Regions from separate parts of the Homo sapiens genome. Here region 1 is linked to region 2. Evidence: chromatin loops called from intact Hi-C (ENCODE). Cell type or tissue: heart right ventricle. All regions are shown on one strand. Links, peaks and the distances in the headings refer to the core of each region. The heading gives the core; the rest is flanking DNA.

Evidence for each region. A loop is a pair of places that touch in the nucleus more often than their neighbours do. Peaks named below come from ENCODE experiments on the same cell type or tissue, not always from the same donor. Only the 100,000 strongest peaks of a DNase experiment are listed, where the experiment ranks them.
Region 1: a loop joins it to region 2, with 2.2 times the contacts of the local background. A loop is called at or near these places in 5 of 110 quality-filtered maps.

Annotation. Positions count from the first base shown.
Region 1 is chr3:16,359,435-16,365,140 of GRCh38, reverse strand. The region is part of intron 6 of RFTN1 (raftlin, lipid raft linker 1); the gene reads left to right. Among named protein-coding and RNA genes, the nearest start is that of OXNAD1, 97 kb to the right of the region's middle. In heart right ventricle, for the core only: no CTCF peak of the experiment used is centred there; no DNase peak of the experiment used is centred there; H3K27ac peaks cover 2,763 bases.
Region 2 is chr3:16,465,663-16,471,368 of GRCh38, reverse strand. All of the region lies in intron 2 of RFTN1 (raftlin, lipid raft linker 1), which reads left to right. Among named protein-coding and RNA genes, the nearest start is that of RFTN1, 45 kb to the left of the region's middle. RefSeq lists enhancers at 3,446-3,575, 3,816-3,945. In heart right ventricle, for the core only: no CTCF peak of the experiment used is centred there; a DNase peak (open chromatin) is centred at 2,412; H3K27ac peaks cover 3,292 bases.

The sequences.
Region 1 (5,706 bases), core at 796-4,795, 110 kb after region 2:
GCAGGGCTTCTATTTCAAAGAAGCCACTTAATAATGTAGGGGCTAAATTGCACGTATGCCATTAAATGCATTTTCTCATGTGTCCATAGGACACCTTTAAAAAAACTTTTATTGCAGTTTAGCACACACGTAAAAAACTGTACAGATCATAGGATATAGCTCAGTGGCTTTTCACAAGGTGAGCACACCCATGTCACCAGCACAGAGATCAAGACGTAGAACTTAACAAGCCCCTAGAAGCCCCTGCGTGCCCCACGCTGTTTCTATCCCCCCAGAGTAACCACAGTCCCTACTTGAAACACTGTTGATGAGTTTTGAACTGTACAGACTTTATATACTTGTCATTGTGGGATTCATTCATATTTTTACATGTAATTGAAGACCATTTTCTCTCATTGCTGTGTGCTATTCCATTGTGTCAAATACACAGCTATATACGTAACTTAGCCATTTACAAGCATATTTTTATTTATTTATTTATTTTGCCCCATATAGGACAGCATGGCATCTGCACAGATGTGGCCCCAAACAGAAGCCCTAAGCCCATCTCATTGTGACCCAACTGAAATCTCACCCTAACCACCGAGGCAGAGAGAGTATGGTGCAGTGGTCAGAAAACACCAGCTCTGCAAGGGTAGAAACCTAGCCTGTCTAGCACCTACCCCCGGTGCCTCAAACAGGATCTGCTTCACCATAGTAGTAGCTCAATGTCTACTGTGGAAAACGAGTAGGTTTTAGGATGAAACAAATCACATTTCAGATCTGGCTTGGCCCTTGAACTCCACATGAACATGGACTAATCATTTAACTCAGTTGTCTACCCACTAAAAGGGAATGACAGCTCTTACAGAATTTTGGGGAGGATTCAATGAAAAGCCTTGAACTGCATCTGGCAGAGTGCTTCCACGTCCAGCTAACACTGAATCAGAATGTTTCTTCCCTATCTGGTCAGTTAAATGGCGCTGCAACTTGCAAGCTAACCCTTTTCTACCTGAAGAGGAGTAATATCTTTTCTAGATTATTCATTGCCTCAAATTGAGAATGTAGGAAGGCAGGCCGGCCCAGAGCAGCAGTGAGTGTTCAAGAAGCAAGAGAAGGCAGCAGCCTTGCTCATTCTTTGGTTAATAGAGCAAATTAGCTGCAGTGTGATTGGGAAGCAACATGGCACCGTTACCTGGGATTGGTTGAGCGGTGATTACATTTGCCATGGGATCACATGTCATATGATTGCATGTGCAGTTGGGCTTACGCAGTTGGCGATTGCTAATCCTGGAATCAAGGTGGTGCCAAGAATCCTGGAATCAAGGTGGTGCTGTGCGACCTCTGATGGAGAGAAGGCGCCCTCAGAGAGCCAAGAGGATCTGTTATGCCAGCTAGTCCAGGGTGGACAATCTGGTCCAGTCTAGCTTGTTTAAAGGAGAACAGTAACACTTTGTCTTTAACCCTGCAAAAATAGACCAAATGCATTGACCGCTTGTCATGGCATGCACATTCAGGCTAGACTTTGGCGAAGCACAGCACCCTGGGGCTGAGCCTGAAGGTTAGCTTGATATAGACAGTCTTAATGTCTCAGAGGCTGCAGAAGAGTGGTTGCCTCACAGAATTTACCTCTTGAAATAATATGGCAAATCTCCTTTTCCCACATCCTTCTTGTAAATCATAAGCTTGGAATATTAAGGTGGCCTTTTGCCAAAAGACCAGCATCAAATATTTATACAGTACGAGGGAAAATAGCTTTTTGTGCACAGTAGGGAAGCATCTTCGCTTTAATAAAAAATGCAGTGATAATGGAATGTTTTCCATAGACGGAGGGCAGTTTAACCTTTTTACATTGGAGCCTTCACTCTAAGATAAACCTATTTATACCCAATTCAGTGCACATTATAGTGAGGCTGAGCCATGAAGGTAATGAGGAGACAAGGAGTGGACAAGGCCGTCAAAACAAGCGACTCTTTAAAAGCCCAGCTGTCTGCTCTCTGGTTCATTGACTTTTTTGCTGTTACAGATAACCAGATTTTGATAGCCATTCTGAACTTCAGCCTCATGGTTAAGTAGGTGAATCAGTGCTCTGGATTCAGAATACTGGAGCATTAGGCTGAGGTGGGGAGGCTGGGAGGCAGGCAGTGGATGAGGTGGGTGGTGAATAAGGATCTGGGTGTGTTCCTCCTTCATGCCCTCAAGCTAGCCGTAGCTTTCCCTGCGGACTACACAGCCCCCTTCCCAGGCCTGTGACTCAGGAGGAAGGAGAGGAAGCCCAGCAGGGGATGGAGAAAAAGTCTGGATGGGCTGTGAGTGTCCCCTTCCCTCTTCTGGACCTCGGCTCTGCCATGCTCGCCATGGGCAGGCTAAACACCATCATATAATTTATGTTGAATTAAGCACTTAAGTACTGAAAGCACATGGCAGGCACTTTTAAAGGGCTTAGAGGTTTTCCATTGAGAAGATCTGTATGTAGAGGCTTTGGAAATTTGATATAACTTATTTTTGTAGTAGTCTTGAGGAAATGTGTGCTGTGTTGATACAATCCTGATGGAATCATTGAGTGTCTTCTGGTCTCAAGCATGCCCAGGTCAGGATTTGGGAGGGCTTTACTCAAAGGGGTCTCTTAGGGCATCCCTATTGTGATAGGGGCTCCAGATGGACTCCTGGAGTGTTACCCAGGACTTAAAAAGTAAGCTGGACTATGGTCCATACTCACCTTGGACCCCAAAATACTTGTGATGTGATTTAGCTGCAGAGCAGCTGTTTTTCCCTGATAACCTATGAAACATGTCTCTTAGGAGGCCATGGAATAAGCACTTGGGAGGAACATTTCAGCAAAGCAGATGAGAGAGGCAAGCTTAGCATCTGCCAAGGCTGTTTGATAACAGACTCTCAGGATGGGAAACAAGAAGTTGGAGTGTGTTATTGGTTTACCCATAGGGCTCTTACTTGAAATGGAGAACTATCTTATGTTGGGATAATATCAGGATAAGGCTGCTGTGCTTATTACCTTACAGCCATGGTTTGTTGAACCGGTTAGGCCTTCCTATTATTCTGGAATGAGGACCCAAGCTAAGCAAAGTACAGTGGTCTTGTTTTTAGGTCTAGGTTGTGCATTGTGTCAGTCAGCTATTGCTCCAATAATTCTGTGTAACAAACCACTTCAGAACTCATTGGCTTACAATGGTAACAATTTACTCTGGCAGATTTTGGGGTTGGCTGGAGCAGCTCTGTTGAGGCAGAACTGGTCTCAGCTGGGCTCCACTGCGGCAGCTCTGCTCCATTTGTCCTTCATCTCCCTAGAACCAACTGGCTAACTGGGGCATGCCCTCTCAATGTAATGGCCAAGACACAAGAGGCCAAGTTCAACCACACACGTGCTTTTTATGTCTCTGCTTGCATTACACCTGCTAATATCCCATTGGCCAAGCAAGTCAGATGAACAGAGCCCTAAGTGGCTGGCCTCCCCACCAGTCAATTTAGTCTTAACCACCTTCTCTCCTGATTCTGCTGCTCACCTGGTCCTTGGCTGTCCTTCGTTCACTCTGCATGTCAGGCTGGCTGTCCCTTCCTCCTGGAACTCTCAAACCCTGCAGATCCATGTTCCTTGCTTGCTTAGTTCACTCGAAGTGGGGAGCCCTACCCTGATGCCTCTTTCAAAAATAGCCACCACCACTGTGTCCACCTTCACACTCTCCCCTTGGCCCACTTAGTATTTTTCTAGCATGTATCACCTCTGACATGATGTTATTGTCTTCCTCCTCCACTGCAAGGTAAGCTTCATGTAGGCAGGGACTTTATCTTGCTGCTTGTGAGATCTCTAGTGACTACAGGACTACTTGGCACATAATAGATTCCCAGTAGGTGTCATAATGAATGGCTGGAAGGTTATTCAGTGCACTTGAACTCCAGTAACATGTCACTCACCCTTCTGAGGCCCTATATGCCATTTTTAGACTCCTCTAAGGGAAGTTTTTCTATTTAGATTACACTAAAATCATCTCCCCATAGTTTTAAAAAACTCTTTGATTCTAGTTAGGCCTTCAAGAGCCTTGTAGAGGAGAGAAAAAGGAAATTCTTTGTCATTTGTGTTGTCCATTTACTTGTGTTATACCTGTATTAACTTGTTAATAACCTCACAGAAAAGGATATAAAAGAAAACTCAAATTATATGTAATTCTACCACTTATAACTGCTGCTAGCATTTTGTGTATTTCCTTAAAGTTTGTCTAAACCATTTTAACATAAAAATCCATATTGAGCTCATGTGGCAGTTTTATATCCTAGTTTTTTCTCCATAATATTGTATCTAAAGCATTTTTCCAAATCATTAAATTCCCATAATATTTTTAGGGACAGGCTAGTATTTTATAGAAATCTCCAAATTTAACTATTTTTCTATGGTTAAATATTTGGATTGTTGAACATTTAGATTAAGTTTTTAAGTAATTTTATAAGTAATGCTTGTAGATGGGTATTTGATGGCATTGGAGGTTATTACCTCATGATAGACAAGAAAGGTAAGATTTCTGGGTGAAAGAGGGTGGACTTTTTGTGGCAAGCTCCTGCAACATTGTTAAATTGCTTTCTATAAAGATTGTACAGTTAAAATTCCCTTAAGCACTGTAAACTTTTGCATATCACCATACCTTTACCAGCAGTGAAAATTTTCTTTTCAAAATTTGTCACCTTGCTAAATAAAAAAGAAGTTGAGGCCTGGAACGGTGGCTCTTGCCTGTAATTCCAGCACTTTGGGAGTCCAGCAGTCCGAAACTAGCCTGAGAAACATAGTGAGACCGCATCTCTACAAATAATAAAAAATTAGCTGGGGTGGTGGCATGTGCCTGTGGTCCCAGCTACTCGGGAGGCTGTGGTGGGAGGATCACTTGAGCCCAGGAGGTTGAGGCTGCAGTGAGCCGTGATTGTGCCATGGCACTCCAGTCTAAGAGACAGAGTGAGACCCTACCTCAAACAAAAAAAAAAAGAAACTGCAATTTTTTTCAATGTTTACTGGCCATGGAAAGATAAAGAGAATTAATTAATTGCTTTATGTCCTTTGTTTCTAATGGTGTTTCAGTATTTTTAACTATAAAAGCTTTTTATATATAAAAATATTAAGCTTAGCCTTTATTTTTGTTATTGTTGTTGCAAATAATTTTCTCATGCTGATGACCTTTTGTTTATGGGGTCTCTTGGGAGCCAAAGCTAAAGATTGTTATATATTCACATTTGTCAGTCTTTTTCTTTGTGACTTCTAGAAAATACTGGCAGTTCCAGGAACTCCAGCATGATTCAGGGGACTTTCTGAATTTGTCTCCCTTCCCTCCCCATGAAAAAAAAAAGGTCACATTATTATGGATTTGCCCTATTAAAAATTGTCCTTTTAAAAGAGCGTATCATTGAAATGCGCTTTGTTTGTATGTTTACTAGGACTGTCATAACAAAATACCACACACTGCGTGGCTTAAACAACAGACACTTATTTTCTCTCAGTTCTGGAGGATAGAAGTCCATGGTCAAGGTTCCCACAACTTCAGTTTCTGGCTAGGGCTCTCTTCCTGGCTTGCAGACAGCCACCTTCCTGCTGTGTCCTCACGTGGCTTTTCCTCTTTACACACGCCAGGAAAGGGAGAGAGAGGGCTCTGGTTTCTCTTCCTCTTCTAATAAGGACACCAGTCCTATTAGACTAAGGCCCCATCCTACCCTAGTTAAAGGAGGACTAGG
Region 2 (5,706 bases), core at 510-4,509:
TCTGTCATGAGGCTAAGATTTGAGCCCAGGTTGTCTAACTTCAGAACCAATGATGGTAACCACTATGCATACTGTCTCCTCCCACTGCATAAAGTAGACTGTGACATGTGGCCCATTTTGCGTTTTAAAATGATTTGTGGCGTAATAGGCATTATAGGCCTTGATTTATAGTCACACATTTTTGTCTTTGTGATTTATTTAACAATAGGGTTTTGATCAATCCTTGAGTGTAACTTATTCCTAGAAGAAAGATGCATATTAAAATGGTTTGCTTTATTCTGTGGTTTTTGGGAACAGATATAAAAAGTGGAGACCACTTCTATTTTTATTTTTTAGAGGTAGTGTATGTGAAACTTTCCAAAGCACTTTTTGCTTGCATATTTTACCTTTAACAACTCTGTGAGGTAGGTTGGACAGATATTGAATTTAGTTATAATAGTTATCTGGAAATTCTTGTTTGTTAATTCTAGCACCCTGTGTAACTTGGGATTGGTCTTCATTGATTGCCATTTTTCTTTAAAATGGGTAACATTTTTTATGACATTTTTGTGGTAATTTTGAATTGTATCCTGGACATTGTGACTGTGATGGTGTGGAGACTCTGGATTCTGTTATATTCTTCTGATGACTGTTGATTTTGTTTGTTTGCTTTAGCAAACAAGCAGTTGGACTCCAGCTGCCAACTCTGTCTCTTGGGTGGCAGCTGAAATTTGTTCTTTTAGCCTTAGCTGGGTTGCTTAGGGAGTACCTCGTGCATGCATGGTTCAGGAGTCTGCCAGAGATCTGGGCAGAGTTTATACACAGAATCTGGGGCTCTTTTCTCTGGCTCTCTCCTTTCTGGGGTTTTCTCTTCATATTCTACCAGCTGAAGTAGCCCTGTGTTCTGTCTTCTGTTTCTTCAAGCCAGTAAACTGTGGGTTTCTGTCCGAGTTTTAGCTGCTCCTGTGGTACCAACCAGGGCCTGCCCTTGGGCTAAAAGCCATCAGAGACAAAACCTCGCCCAGTGCAGTACTTTTCTTGCAAGTGTTGATGCCCTCCAGTATCTGCCTGCCTTGGCTTCCTCTCCAGTGCCCTCAGAAAGTTGCTTTGTTTTGTTTTGTTTTGTTTTTATGTCTGTATGTGTGTGTGTGTGTGTGTGCGTGTGTGCAGAGTTTATAGTTGTTATCTGCAGGAGACTTGATCTATAGGAGCATCCTCAGTCATACCAGAAGTGGAGCAGGAAGGACAAATATCCCCATTTTAAAGATAGACAAATGAAGGCCCAGAGAAATCCCATCTCTGGTGTCAGAACACAAGTTTCTGGGTCTGTAGCCTGGACCCCCCTCTCTTTCTGACAGATCTAGGTTCAATTTTCACTTCTGCTCCTTGCTAACCCCATGACCTTGAGCAAGTCACTTAACCCTTTCTGAGCACACAGCTCCTCTGGGTTATTGTCAGGGTGAAATGAGATAACATATCTGGAGCGGCTGGGGCAGAATAAACCTTCAGGAAATGTCCCTGTGTCAACAGAAAGGGTCCTTGGGGATGTACTTGCTGTGATTGTTTGTCCTATCTTCCCCTGGGGTTGACTTTGGCTTTGTGTCCAGTCAGTGCTGTTGTGCAAGGAGGGAAAAAGAAGTAGCTTCATGTTCAAGGTGAGCAAGCATCCTCTGGGCCCAAGGCCGTCCTCTGTGGAAGTCCTGGAGGGGCCTCAGGCCAGCATGTCTGCCCCCAAGCTCCTGGTCCTCTCTCTTCCCCCCTTCCCTCTGTGGAGCACGCCCTACCATGCTCCCCAGTGCGGCATCCTGGAGTCCCACTTTGCGTCTCCAGTTCCTTCCCGCCTGCACCAGGCATCTGTGGAAGGTCGTGCACCTGCCTTTGCACTGTCTCTTGGTGTCAGCTTGTCTTCTCCATTCCTCTAACCAGTGGCCCAGATTTGTCCAGCCTGGATAAGCATAACAGCCTCATAACTGGCTGCTGATGGCAACTCTTGCTATTGTAAAGTGCTTAATAATAATGATGATGATGATAATGATACTATTGGGAAGTATGTAATAACAACAACCGACTCACATAGCACCTAATATATACCAGTCACGCTTCGAAGTCCTTCACATATATTAATTCTTTTAATCCCCACAACACTCAGTGAAGTATATACTATGATTATGCACATTTTACAGATGAGAAAACTGCTAGGGAGTTGCGCAGCTAGGATTTGAACCTTAGTGCCTAGCTCCGGAAGCTATGCCCTTGACTTCTTCAATAGACAGCTAGATATTTTTCACATGTAACCTGTGGGATAAGGACACTGTTATTCTTGTACTTATTTGGACGTGGGATAGGCGGGAACTCAAGGATTGTTAGTGGCCTGTGGCCAAAGGAAACTCCACCTTAGTGGCCAGTGTCAGATGCGATTCAGGCAGGCTGAGTGATGGGGGGAATGGATTGGCCTTTTGGCAGTGAAGAAATGGCTGCATGCCTGCCCTAATGGGCCAGCCACAGGAAGGGGAAGCATACGTACCCTTTTCTGGCTGTGTCTAATTATGTGGCATTTTTTTTGTCTCAGTTATAAAGATTTAATTGCTCCATTGTACTGGGGCACCAGGGCCTCTTATAAGTCATCTTTTATGATTGGTGATAATTGGCTCAGCTTGAATTGGCTACAGCTAGTTGCAATTTCCTTACCATTTTTAATCTGAGATCTGATTTTAGCCTTATCTTTTTTCTGAGTAAAGTTTTTTTTTTTTTTTTTTTTACTCAAACGCTGGGTTGTACGTGAGGAAATGCGTCAGCCTCTCCCCGCTACTCCATCACTCTATTTGGGCTGATTTATGCATTAAGCATCTAATCTAAAGATAGCAAAGATATGAAAAGGCATCTTAAAGTGTTTTAATGGCTTGGAAGAGAAAATCCCACCAAAGGGAGAAACGTGCCCTTCACTCTGTCAGTGTTGTTAGGATCTGATGCCTGATCCCAGGGTGGGGACATTTTTGACAGTCATGGGGTATAGGCAGACAGCATCTAAGGGAGCCCTACTTATCTACCGGAAACTCGAGACAGAATGCAGGTACTTCAAAAACGAACGACAGTGAGGGTTTGGGAACTCCTACAGATAAGTTTCCAAATGAAAAAGATAAGAAGCCTGTCAGCTGAAAGGGAATGAGGAATGAGCCACATAAATTAAGCCGACGGAATTTCTAGAGAGTGAAGTGTGCTGAGGCATCACCAGCCGTGGGATATAAATATAGCTCACCCTGTTATCATTCTGGGGTCTGCAGTCTCCATATTGATGTTTCTATGTTTTGAGTAAGCACTTCCTGAATGTTCCAGTCTTTGAGTCTGGCAGACTTGATTTATGAAGAAAAGATGATGATAATGAATGGGAAAGGCTTGCTGAGGAATTAATTTGGGGGTAGTAGTAAGAGCGAGCCTGCTTCTCTCACCCTCTTTCCCCAAAGTGTACTCTTAGGTGGGTGCTGCCAAAATGCACGAGTGGGGTGAGGGATGAAGCTCTTTTAGACTTCCTTCCTCTGGGGTCTGCTCCCTGCTCTGTCTGCCAGAGATATTTGCTGTGAAAGGCTTTCACCCATTTCTGTCTTCTTTCCTTCCTTTCTTTATTCCTTTCTTCAACTGAACTTTGTTTCCATTCACTTGCATGCCCCTGAAGCTTTTGATGTGCATGAACTGCCGTTGGCTTTTTGCATCTCTGGTTTCCCTTCCATGGCGCACGGTCATCACCTCTTTTGGCCACTCCTCTTTGAGGGCTTTTCTCTGCTTCCCCTTAACCCTGGGCATTCCCCGGGCTCAGGCCCTGCCCACTCTCTTACAGAAGGCTCCTTCCGGGGTCAGCATGTGCTTGGCATGTTTGAGGATCACGAATGAGTCAAGTGTCTGGATCCAGTAGAGATGAGGATGAGTGGCGGGCAGCGGAGGCAGCCGGGGCCATGTCCTGTGTGTAGGGCCTGTGTGGAATGTTGTGGATGGCACTGGAGCAGTCTGAGAAGGAGGGGGCTGCATCTGGATGGCTGAGTTTGTGAGCCAAGGGGCCTCTGCATAAGTGAGGTGTTATTGACCTTGGGATCTTTCTTCCTCAAAATTGAAAGACCAAGGCACTGTGGTTTATTCTCCTGCCTTCCCTCATTTCCAATGCCATCATATCCACTTGATTATTCTTTCCAGCATCTCTCTATGCATCCGTCTGTTTCATTCCTCCCACTGGTTCCCAGGCTCAGGCCTTTAGCTCAGGAGTGGACTACGATCATGATTTCCTTCTACCCAAAACCCTCACCCCCCTTTTTGTTTTGTGTATCTCTCACACATCATTAGACTAAACGCTGCTGGTAACACATTTTTCTCCACACTGACAAGATAAGAATTGACCTTAGGCCTGCCAGTCTCTTTCTCCCACATCTGGCCTTTGCATCCATCCCCCTACTAACCATCTCCTCTTCAATCAGAGTGACCTTCCTTTTTATCCTCCCTCCCTTTGTCTGTAGCGTAATTACTGTGTCTTGACTTGTATTAGATACTCACTGTCTAGAAAGATGGACTGCCTTCCATGTTTTCAGCTATGAGAAGCGTATGTGTGTCTGTGTATGTGTGTCTCAGTGTGTGTGTCTCTGTGTACATGAGTGTCTATACCTACCTCAGTATAGTTCTTGCTTTGAGAAGCTGGCAGTCTTGTTTGGCAGACAGGAGGTATGATTTTGAAATTCGCAGGTAACAGGTTGGAAGAAACTTCTGCCTGTAAAGAAGGTTGGTTTCTGAGGATGGTTGGTGTTTTACTTTTTCCTTAAATTAGGAAGGAGCCTGAGTTCAGGCCCAGAAGGAAAGGGGTGTAATGGCTGCTTCTCTGAAACGGCCTTAAGTGTTCATCAAAGAACAGAAGGAATCCTCTGCATCTTTTTCTGAGCTTCATGAACCACCAGTTGAGGAATTTGGAGTATATGATGTTGGAGGTCACTTCATACTTCGTAATTTGGTAATTTTTGCAATATTTTTACTATCATAGGTAAATAACAACAGAGATTTCATAGATATTACATCTTTAAAAGTAAAGTAAAACACTGATTTCTTTTTTTCCCACGTAAATCCCTGAATAGGAATGCAGTCCTCATGTGTACCTGTTCCTTTGCAAGCTGGGATGAGAGGACGATGCAAGTTAAAAGTGTTCTTTGTTGCAAGAGCAGGACGTGCTAGGCAGACAGTGGCTGAAAACGGAATGTGATGAGAGATGCAAGATTGTGGTGCATGGTGTATCCTGCATTCAAGCGCTTGGACCCCAAAATTGAGCACTGGGGAGCCACAGAAGAATTCAGAGCATGAGAGTGATGTGGAGTGATGGGCATTTAAATGGCTCATTCAAAGAAATGTGAGCTAAGTTCTGCTTCTGCCTTTCTGCCTCTGGAGAAATCTAAGCGCTGAGAGAAACAACTATGGAATCTTGTCAGGGAGGCCCGAGAGCTTTTTGTTTCTCAACTTTTAGAGGAGTTTGTGTTTCTTTTTTAAGGGCATGACTCCCTTACTTTTATGAATTAGTCTTTCTCTACCTTACATCTTGCTTTTCCCGCTCAAGTCCTCCCTGGGAAAATGGAGCTCCAGGGTTGGCAAGATGTGGACATCCCCTGCTCAGCCTTCTGCACAAGGTATAGTGAAAAGAAAAAGATTAGCTGTCCCCAGCAGGTCTTTTTGGTGGGTGTGATAATTTTGGTGATCTTATAATTC